2 separate regions of the Homo sapiens genome follow, and region 2 is linked to region 1. The links are chromatin loops, found by intact Hi-C in ENCODE. Cell type or tissue: dorsolateral prefrontal cortex. All regions are shown on one strand. Links, peaks and the distances in the headings refer to the core of each region. The heading gives the core; the rest is flanking DNA.

Region 1 (5,319 bases), core at 89-5,088:
GCGTCTGGGCTCCAGGCGGATGCCTGTGCGATGCTCTGCAGCATGGGCCTCTCCAGCAGCTGGGCAGGGAGTGCCTGTGCCAGGCCTGTGTCTGGCCCTCACCGTCACCCCATGCCTGGTCTTTCCTGGACACTCCTCGAGCTGAGGCACGCTTTGTCATCTGCCTTGGTGCCACCCCCAGCCCCCTTCCACAGGGACTTGGCTTTTTCTGCTGATGCCCCCACCCCAGGGTGAGGCAGGAACCTGAAATGGTCCCAGAGCCCCAAAGCAACAGGGGAGTTCCTCCGGGGCCACCCTGCCCTCTGTGCCTGCAGTGACTTGCGGGGCGTGGCCCGGTGCGCCCAGTGGGTTTTCTGCATGCATTTTTACCAAGTGAATGGATTCTGTTCCCCTCTCCTCTGTCCTGGGGCCCCTGGCTCAGGGCTCATGGTCTCCCTTTCCTGGAGTCATCACAGCCGGCTGGCCATACCCACATACCCACATGGATGGCCACCATCCCCCAGCCCTCTTTCCCTCTCCTGCCCTCGGGCCATCTTCTCTGCCCACTTCCTGTGGGTGCATCCTGGGTCTAGTCAGAGCCTCAGACACCCGTGGTGTTGCCTCTATGTCCCCAGCGCAGACCCCACCCTGCCACCACCAGCTTCTCGGCATCTTCTTTGGCTCTGAGCAGTCATCCCAACCCCTCTGGCTTCCTCCCTGCCACCCTTGAGCCTGTGCCCTCATCTCTGGCCACTCCAGCCAGCGTGACCTCACCCCACAGGACCAGTTCATGCTTCTTGTTTCTGATGACTTCCTGCCCCACCTGTCCCAGAGGTGCCCCTCTCTGTCTTTGAGGGGAGCTCACCCTTTCTCCTGGGCTCTGGCATGTGCTGTGTCTGGCACTGTGGACCGCAACCCCCCGCCTTCTCAGGGGTTCAGCTGTGTCAGACCCCCATCCTCAGCTTTGCCTTCTGCCATCAGCCACGCCCATAGGCTCTGGCCACCCTTGGGGCCACGTGGCTCCCTCTCAGGTTGGCTGACAGAACAACTTCTTGAAGATAGTTTCTTTTCTTTTCTTTTCTTCTTTTCTTTTTTTTGAGATGGAGTCTCACGCTGTAGCCCAGGCTGGAGTGCAGTGGCGCAATCTCTACTCACTGCAACCTCTGCTTCCCGGGTTCAAGTGATTCTCCTACCTCAGCCTCCCAAGTAGCTGGGATTATGGGTGCCTGCCACCACGCTGAGCTAATTTTTGTATTTTTAGTAGAGACAGGGTTTCAACATGTTACAAGCCAGGGTGGCCACTAACTCCTGACCTCAAGTGATCTGCCCACCTCGGCCTCCCAAAGTGCTGGGATTACAGGCACGAGCCACTGCACGCGGCCAATAGTTACATCTTTAAAAATTGTGTCATGTGGTAGCAAAAATATACAACAAGGAATACAGAATATTACAACCAACGGCCACATGCCCACATTAGCTTTCAAAATAAGGCATTTCCAACCTGCTCCCCAAGGGTAGCACTGGCAGAGGGCTCACCACCACCCGGCATCTCGGCCGACCCACATCACCCTGGGGAGGAAGACGGACAGATGGGGCCTGGCGGGAAGGAGGTCCTTCCACGTCACCATGGCGGGCACATCGAGTGGCCTTGGTGGCGTCCAGGCCCTTAGACCCCCTCCACGCCCAGCACCATGAATTCGGTGCTGATCGCTCCTGGAGTGTCATCGTCTGCCCTGAGTCTGTGGAGTGCTGCTTGTGTGTTTGAAACTTCGAGGGGCCTGCAGCCGACTCTGCATTCATCTGCATCTTGGATGCTGGGCATTTGGGCTGTCTCCATTCTTTTTGTAATGATAAGTCATTCTGCATTTGGGTGTATTTCTCCCTGTGAATATGTATAGCATCTCTACTTGCAGAGTTGCTGGGGCACAAGGTCTGCAGCCCCTCCAGATGTTACCATGTTATTTTCAAAGTGGTGGCACCCGTTCACTCCCAAGGTGAGCTGTAAAAGCTCCTGTGGCCTCCTTCTGACAGCGTTTGGTGTGCCCTACTTTTAAATGTTGCCATCTGGTGGATACAGTTTGAAAATATGGTTTCCGAATTACTATCGTGGTTGAGTATCTTTTCATGTAAATTGCCAGTTCATATCTTTTTGCCCATTTTCTTCTGTGATTTTTGTAAATTTTTATTTTTATCTGTCCTCTGTGTATTCTGCGTACAAATCCTTCGTTGAATTGTATGTGTTGCAGATACCTTCTCCAGGTGGGTGGGGTTCTCGTCACCGTTTTAGTGATATCTTTTGATACCCAAACTTTCATTTTGGTGTTTTCGGTGGGTTAAGAAATCTTTCCGGCTGGGTGCGGTGGCTCGCACCTGTAATTCCAGCGCTTTGGGAGGCCGAGGTGGGTGGATCACTTGAGGCCAGGAGCTTGAGACTAACCTGGCCAATGTGGCGAAACCCTATCTCTACTGAAAATACAAAAAATAAAAATAAAAATAAAAATAGGTGTGATGGCACATGCCTGTAACCCCAGTTACTTGGGTGACTGAGGCACAAGAAACTCTTTTTTTTTTTTTTATTATACTTTAAGTTCTAGGGTACATGTGCACAACGTGCAGGTTTGTTACAAAGGTATACATGTACCATGTTGATTTGCTGCACCCATCAACTCGTCATTTACATTAGGTATTTCTCTTGAATCCTGGTGGCAGAGGTTGCAGCGAGCCAAGATTGCACCACCGCACTCCAGCCTGGGCGACAGAGTGAGACTCTGTCTCAAAAAAAAAAAAAAAAAATTCCTTCCCTAGGGGTAGCGTGAAGATATAACTCTTCTTTATTTTCTTCCAAAACATTTTTTGTTAACATAGAGGTCTTTAATCCACATGGAATTTATTTGACATATAAAGGGATCTAATGGTGTATTCTCCATATTGCCAACCAGTGTTCCTTCCATCGCTGGTTCGGTCGTCCGTCCTCTCCCCCTTGCTCTGTAAAGCCACCTTTCCCAGATGTCAAAAGGGCTGTGCTTCTGCAGGTCTGTTCCTGGGGTCCCTTCTGTTGCACTCGTGATGGCCTCTTCCTGTCCCAGCACAGCCCGACTTCATGCCAGGGCTTTCTACCAAGGCTCGAGATCATAGGGCGTGTTGCCCTCTGCCCTCTGGTCTTTTTTTTCTTCTTCTTCAGACTTGTTATTGATGTTCTTAACATCTTACTCTACCATATACATTTCTAGAAGCAACTTGTCATGATTCACAAAAGAACTTGAGTTTTCATATGAAATGACATTGAGTTTTTGAATCAATTTGGGTAAAATTAAATGTTTTCAAGATATTGAGATTTATTTTCCACCAATAAGTTATAGTTCTCCATTTATTTAGATTTTCCGCAATGTTTTTAGTAAAGTTCTACAATTTTCTTTATAATAAGTTAGTGACGGCTGGGCGTGGTGGCTTATGCCTCTAATCCCAGCACTTTGGGAGGCTGAGGCGGGCAGATCACGAGGTCAGGAGTTCAAGACCAGCCTGGCCAACACAGTGAAACCCCATCTCTACTAAAAATACAAAAAATTAGCCGGGCGTGGTGGTGGGCGCCTGTAATCCCAACTACTCGGGAGGCTGAGGCAGGAGAATCACTTGAACGCAGGAGGCGGAGGTTGCAGTGAGTCAAGATCGCACCGTTGCACTCCAATCCCAGGCGACGGTGTGAGACTCCATCTCAAAAAAAAAAAGTTAGTGACATTTATTCCTAGGTACTCTATAGTTTGGGTTATTATTTTATTTATTTATTTTTTAGAGAGAAGATCTTGCTCTGTTGCCCAGCCTGGAGTGCAGTGGTGTGATCATTAGCTCACCGCAGCCTCGAACTCCTGAGCTCAAGTGATCCTCCTACCTCAGCCTCCCAAGGAGCTGGTACTACAGATGTTGCCACTACTCCTGGCTAATTAAAAAAAAAAAATTTTTTTTTTTTGTTTTAGAAATGGGTCTTGCTATGTTGCTCAGGCTGGTCTTGAATTCCTGGGCTCAAGCAATCCTTCTACCTCAGCCTCCATGGTAGCTGGGACTACAGGTGTGAGCCACTGTGCCAGGTTGGGTTATTATTTTAAAGGATACCTTAAAATATGTTTTAATTCTTTATCAGGTATATAAGAATGTTCTTGATTTCTACAACCTTATTGAACCTTCCTAATTCAAATATTTTTTCTGTGGATTCTCTTGATTTATGTGTAGATGAGCAAATGGTCTGCAGATAATGACAGTTTGGTTTCTTTCTTTCAAATTCATATTTATGTTGTTTGTTATTTTCCTGTCTTACTGGTTTGGCCAGAACCTCTCCTACAATGTTAAATAGAAGTAGAGATAGCAAGCATCCTGGACTTGTTTCTGAATATAAAGGAAATGTTCCTATCATTTTACCATTAAGTGTGATGTTTGGGTAGGTTTTTAGTAGATAGCTATTATGAGGTTAAAAAAGTTTTCTTTTATTCTAATATTGCTTAGAATTTTATCACAAATGAGTCTTGAAAATTATGGAATGCTTTTTTAGTATCTATTGAGGGCCTCATATTCTTTCTTCTTTAATTTGAAAATTATAATAATAGCTATCCTAATGTCAAGCTATACTGGTATTCCTGGAATATGCTTACCTGCATTGCCCTTTTTATTTGTTACTGTATTTTCTTGCTAATTTTTCAGACTTTTGTACCTATGTTCATCAGTGAAACTGGTCTATAATCTTTCTCAATTTTTTCTTGTTTACTTTGATGCTAAAATTCTATTAGCATCAGTGAATGAGCTAGGAGTACAGTTGGCTCTCGATATCTGTGGGTTCTGCATCTGTGAATTCAACCAGATCAAAATTTTTGGAAAAAAAGAATGGTTTGTCTATACTGAACATGTACAAATGTTTTTCCCTTGTCACTATTACCTGGACAATACAGTATAGCAACTATTTATTAATACATAGCATTCACATTGTATTAGGTATTATAACTAATCTTGAGATGATTTAAAATATATGGAAGGGGCTGGGTGCGGTGGCTCATGCCTGTAATCCCAGCACTTTGGGAGGCCAGCGCGGGCAGATCATCTGAGGTCGGGAGTTCAAGACCAGCCTGACCAACATGGAGAAACCATGTATCTACTAAAAATACAAAATTAGTTGGGCATGGTGGTGCATGCCTAGTGGCGCATACTAGGGAGGCTGAGGCAGGAGAATCGCTTGAACCCGGGAGGCAGAGGTTGCGGTGAGCTGAGATCACACCATTGCACTCCAGCCTGAGCAACAAGAGTGAAACTCTCTCTCTCTCTCTGTGTATATATATATATATATATATACACACACAC
Region 2 (5,319 bases), core at 88-5,087, 210 kb after region 1:
TGGAGGCAGAGGAGCCGTCCAGATCCAAGGCTCCCAGTCCATGTGAACCTGGGGTTCCTCCCTCTGCGCAACTCCGGTTCTAACACCCGTTTCCGAGATGTCCTTCTTCGCCACAGCCTTGGCAGTGCCTTCGCTGGCTCTCCCCACCCCTCACTCCCCAGTCTATCAGTCTGTGTCCCCCAAGACCAGGGCTTGACCTGCCCCGGCCAGCCTCAACCTCAGCCCCCTGGCCTGGGGCATGCCCTGGGCCCGCCCCTCCAAACTTCTCCCCTCCTCCCCACTCACCATCTCCCCCTGAAACCTGCCCTGCCTGGGTTGGCTCTGCCCACCTCCCAGGCCCCCAGCCCCTCCAGAGGCCATCCTCATCCTCACCATCTCGGCAGGCACCCAGCCCTCCCCACAGCCTGCTTGGCAAGAGCAGGCACAGCCTGGAACTACCTGGAGCAAGACTGATCTGCAAATCATCAGCGCTCATGTTTATTTATAAAGTTACATCCTAAAAGTGATTCGAACAATAAATAGTTATAAAGAAGATCTGCTGCCCTACCCTCTGGGTGTGAGGCCTCCATATGGAGTCAGCAGAGGATCTGGGAGGGATCCTGGGAAGCTCTGGGATCCTGGGGTCTCTGCCGTCTCAGTGGCGCAACAGAAGCCAGCAAGCTTCCCACCCTTCCTTGCAGCACCAGCTGGCCCCCAGGGCTGCGTCTCTCCTGACGGAGGCTTCCCGTGGACCCCTAGGCCGCAGCCTCCTGGCAGGGCTGGGAGGCAGGCCAAGACTCAGGACCAGCCCCCACAGTGCAAGGCTGGCCGGCCCAGCTGCTGGGAACCTGTCAGGCCCTCGGGCTCCAGTCACCTGAGCTGGCACAGGGGGCCACCCTGTTAGGTTTTCATCACTGCCATGATGGAGACCTGCAAAGACAGATGGGGGGCCCGGGCAGCGGTGGCACTCGCCCCTTCTCACACCCCACCCCGAGTGCAGCCAGGGAATGGGACGCAGCCTCAGCTCCCCCTGCCCTTCAAGGCACCGCCCGGGGCTCTCACAGGAAGAGTCAAGGGCACCTCACGTCCCAGGCAGAAACCACCTGCCTGAGGTTGCAGGTAGACCCTAGGCCACCAGGCAGCCCCAGGCAGGTGAGCCGGGCTGGCGGGGCTGCATACACACCTCTTGGAGGAACTGGCCCAGCATCTCCTGGCTGTGAATGGATGGCCTGTGGAGAGACACCAGATCAGCGCTCCCAGACTGCACTTGTCACACAAGTGGCTGTGTGCTCCTGGCCCACCTCCCACTAGACTCTCCTTCCAGGCTCAGACCAGCAAGGAAGGGTCCCCAGGTAGGCAGGACAGCCCTGGTCTGCCAGGACAGATAGGGGCTTGAGGGTGAGGGGCAGGCAGGAGACGTGGGGGGACAGGCGAGCACTAAGACTCCAGCACCCCAGCCTCCAGCTGGCCGCCCCCAAGTCCCAGAGCCCCACCTGTCAATCCTGGTTGCGATGGTCACTGTGAAGGCCCCCTCTGTGTCCGGCAGGTAGGTGGAGGGCACAACCTTGTAGGTGCCCGCAGGCAGGAGGCAGAGCCGGCTCACCTCCTGGGCGTAGCGATGTGGCACGCAGCTCAGCAGCGGCTCCTGCAGCAGCAGTGGGGGTGCGTCCTGGCTCCTTCCACCCTCTGGGACCTGAGGAAAGCGCAGGCTCAGACTGAGGGGGCCAGCCTTGGGGTAGGGAGCCCAGCCCAGGGCCATCTGCTCGGATGCCCTTGGCCCTCTTGAGTCACATACAGCCCCTTCTCTGAGGAGGGGCTGCCAGGCCTGGACACTGGACTCGCCTCCTCACCAAGGCCTGGCCACCCTTGCCAGAAGGTGCCGGCAGTGGGGCCCCCGCCTGGAGGCCTGTCACATCATCAGGGGCTTTAACACCTGTGACTGCCCAGCCCGCCCCAAGGGCTCCCACTGGCCCTGGCATGTGTTTTCCTCAGAGCTCTAGGGGACCTGAGCCGGTGGCCCAGGGCAAACAGCGAGGGTCCAAGGGTCCCCAGGCAGCCCACTGTGAACCGAGGGTTGCAGTGCCTTCCTCGTCAGGGCCCCTGCATTCCAGGGGACACATGTCTGCAGAGAATGAACCTTGGGACACAGTCATTCTGAGTCAGGGTAAGTGGACAAGGGGCTGCTGGCTGAGCTCAGTGACTGTGGACTTCCTCACACCCGAGGGGCTGCTGTGGCCAGCCAGCCTGGGCCTCCCCTCCTCTCACTCCTGAGTCCATCAGCCCCCTGCGTTCCCAAGCCAGGGCTCGACCCACCCCCGCTGGTCTCAACCTCGGCCTCCTGTCCTCTCCAAACTTCTCCCTTCCTCCCCACTCACCACCTCCTCTGGAAACCTGCCCTGCCTGGATCAGCCCTGCCCACCTCCCAGGCCCCCGGCCCTTCCAGAGGCCATCTTCGGCCTTGCCTCTGAGAGGTTGGAGATGGGAGAGGGCCCTGTGCGGGTTCTAGGCAGCGCCTCGAAGGGCAGGGGGAGCCCAAGTGACTGAGCCCAGAGCCCTCTGTTGGGACAATGGAGGCCAAGATGCAAATTCTCTGAGGGCCCCTTCTGCTCCCCCTCCCTCCCTGGGGCAAGGAGCTTGCCTGGAAGATATGGAAGCCGATGGGGTGGAACTCGGTGTCACTGGGCCGGCAGTGCTGATGCAGAGTGATGCGGACGCAGCGGGGGCCAGGGCCCTCGGGGACCGAGAAGGGGAAGCAGGGGTTGGTGGGGTATGAGGCAAAGTTCCTGCTGCCCCCCGCCGTCTGGCCGACTCTCCAAGAACCCCGTAGCTGCACGGTCCCCCACTCCCCCGCAGGCAGGGCTGCCCCGGGGGTGGTGTTCTTGGCCACTGCCCTGATGGCGCTGCCAAGAAGACAAACATGGGAGGGCGCTGGCAGCAGGTTCCCGGTGGCCTCAGTTCCCACATGGACACCTGCCAACCACAGAGGGAAAGTGCCCAAATCCTGCCTTGGAAGGGCCTGTGGCCTCGGAGAGCCAGCAGCACTGCGCGGTTCCTCTCACCTAAGGGAGACTCGCCCGGTAGAGAAGACTCGGAGCAGGAACTCCCCTGGCGCGTCCTTCAGGAAGGTGCTGGGGACAGCCAGGTAGTAGCCCGGTGAGAGCTCACAACGCAGGTGGACCTCCCGGTCGTATGCATGGCACGCGGTGCCAGCCACGGGGGGCATGGACAGGACCCTAGGCAGATTGACCCGCCGCTTCTCTACCTGTGAGCACGTGCAGGAGGCTCAGTGTGGAGGAGCGGCCGGGGTCAGACGCCCTGGCCTTGACCTCCCTGCTGCAAGCACAAGGGCCTCTGGAGTTGACAGATGAAAGCGCCAAGGCCTGTCAGCACCCTCCACCCTCTCTCAGGGACCAGCTAGAGATGCCCACCAATCCCGGGCTTCACTTGGCCCTGGCGCCAGTATCTGTCCCAGACACGAGCCTGCAAGTCCTCCTTGTAGCTGGGCCCACAAAGGCACCGTGGCCCAGGCAACCTGGGGGCTGCTGGACAGTGGGCCTTCCAGCAACTTCTTTTGCAAGAGGAAAGGAACATCATGTGGGCCACATCCATGAAGGGACAGGGAACAGTGTGGTGCCAAGTGTCACACCCTGTCAAGACACACAAGATGAAAACCCAGCCCCTGAGCGAGCAGCCGGCATATCCTCGACCCACACTCAGGCCCTTTGCCCTCAGGCGCCCCCATCTGTTCTTCCTGGAAACAACACACTTTGTGAACCAGTGGTTGAGCCTGGGACTGCCTGGGCCTCAGAGCAATCCCATGAGATCCGTGTCAGGACCCCGTCTTGCAGGGGAAGAGACTGAGGGAGGCAGGGAGAGGATGTGTGCCAGGTCACACAGCAAGCTGCAGAGCTGGGACTGGCCCTGACAGGTCCTCAGCCGCTGGCTCTACCTCCTTGCCTCAGAAAGGCACGGCGCTGCCAGGAGCCCCCCGGGTCCAGGCCCCTCCTGCGGGTCCTGCCCTGGCTGCAGACTCTGTTGCTTTCCTTTGGCCAATGAGGCACACGGCAAGGCAGAAAGACCTGCAGTCTCAGGTCAGAGCCGGGTCTGGGAGCACCAGCAGACGTCAACCCCGTGCAACAGCCCAAGGAGGGGGGAGACTGGTGGGGCCCGTGGCAGAGTCACATGTGTCCCGGCAGAGCCAGTCCTAGAACCCAGACCTCCATGGGCCTCCACACCACCTGCTGAACCGAGCGTGAGCCAGACGGGGCTGAGTTACCTTCCAGAGGTGCAGACCCACAGCCTGGTAGTGCTTGCCCGGGATGCTCGCTGGGCTCCACGAAGTATGACTGTCACCCACCAGTGCCCGGGCCCGGCCTGCCCAGTCCGCCGCGTGCAGCCTGGATCTCTGCAGGACGGCAATGTACACCTCACTCGGTTCTGAGACCCGCAGCCAGAATTTGGGGTTGCTGGGAAAGCCGCTGTTGTTCCGGCAGCCTCCTGCTGACTGGCCCTTGACCCAGGCCCCAGGCAGCGCCCGCGTATGGCAGAGCAGCCTCTCTAGTGAGAAAACACCAGGCATCAGCTGTGGGACACGGCTCCTCGCTGGCCTCCCGCCATGGTGGCCTCATGAACCCTGGCAGGGTCTAAGCAGCAGCTACGGCCACAGACAGAGCCAGCCCCTCCCACAAGCCCACCCTCCTCCCAGCTCCTGGGACAGAATCATCACCCTCCTCCCGGCTCCTGGGACAGAATCATCTCTCCACGCTGAAGAGAACCAAACTGGGCCTGGGCAGGGGGAACCCAGGCACCTGCCCAGCCTCCTCACTTCGGCAGGCAGAGCACGTGCCCAGCACAGCCCCTCGGGGCACTACCTGTGTAGAGGCTCTGCAGGTGGCCGGCCTCCGTGACCGGGTAGCCAACGGTGAGCTCGTCAAACTCCCTGAGGAACTCCTCCTCCTCCACCCAGAACTCCCCTTCCTGGAGCTGGGACAGGAGCTCAGATGCTACCGCTGCATCTACCTGGCTCCACCCTTCACCCCTGGAAGAAACCTCATCTCAGCAGAAGCCCCTCCCGAGAACTGGTAGTGTCAACTTGCCGGCAGGCTGGGGGGAAGCCTGGAGGGGACCCAGAGAGCCCTGAGTTCCTGCCAGCAACCCCGTGCCCCAGCTCTGCAGCCCCTCCCACACCCGAAGCAGCTCTGCAGCACAGGGCCTTCTGGGCAGCGGCCACCCTGGAGCCCTCTCTTTTCCCAGAGGAACTTCACGCCTCTGGATGCGTCTTCCCAGGACTGCTGCCCGAGCCCGTGATGATGTCTGCCCTATTGAAACCCCAGGCCCAAT

Evidence for each region. A loop is a pair of places that touch in the nucleus more often than their neighbours do. Peaks named below come from ENCODE experiments on the same cell type or tissue, not always from the same donor. Only the 100,000 strongest peaks of a DNase experiment are listed, where the experiment ranks them.
Region 2: a loop joins it to region 1, with 2.5 times the contacts of the local background. A loop is called at or near these places in 2 of 110 quality-filtered maps.

The regions. Positions count from the first base shown.
Region 1 is chr2:240,807,122-240,812,440 of GRCh38, reverse strand. All of the region lies in intron 1 of KIF1A (kinesin family member 1A), which reads left to right. Among named protein-coding and RNA genes, the nearest start is that of KIF1A, 10 kb to the left of the region's middle. RefSeq lists an enhancer at 98-708. In dorsolateral prefrontal cortex, for the core only: a CTCF peak has its summit at 2,053 (motif pointing left); no DNase peak of the experiment used is centred there.
Region 2 is chr2:240,594,241-240,599,559 of GRCh38, reverse strand. It overlaps CAPN10 (calpain 10), which reads right to left. Exons shown (of 12, transcript NM_023083.4): 6 at 4,851-5,017; 7 at 4,256-4,536; 8 at 3,039-3,241; 9 at 2,618-2,879; 10 at 1,473-1,672; 11 at 1,163-1,208; 12 at 456-909. The coding sequence ends at 880. Among named protein-coding and RNA genes, the nearest start is that of CAPN10, 10 kb to the right of the region's middle. In dorsolateral prefrontal cortex, for the core only: no CTCF peak of the experiment used is centred there; a DNase peak (open chromatin) is centred at 2,919; H3K27ac peaks cover 1,078 bases.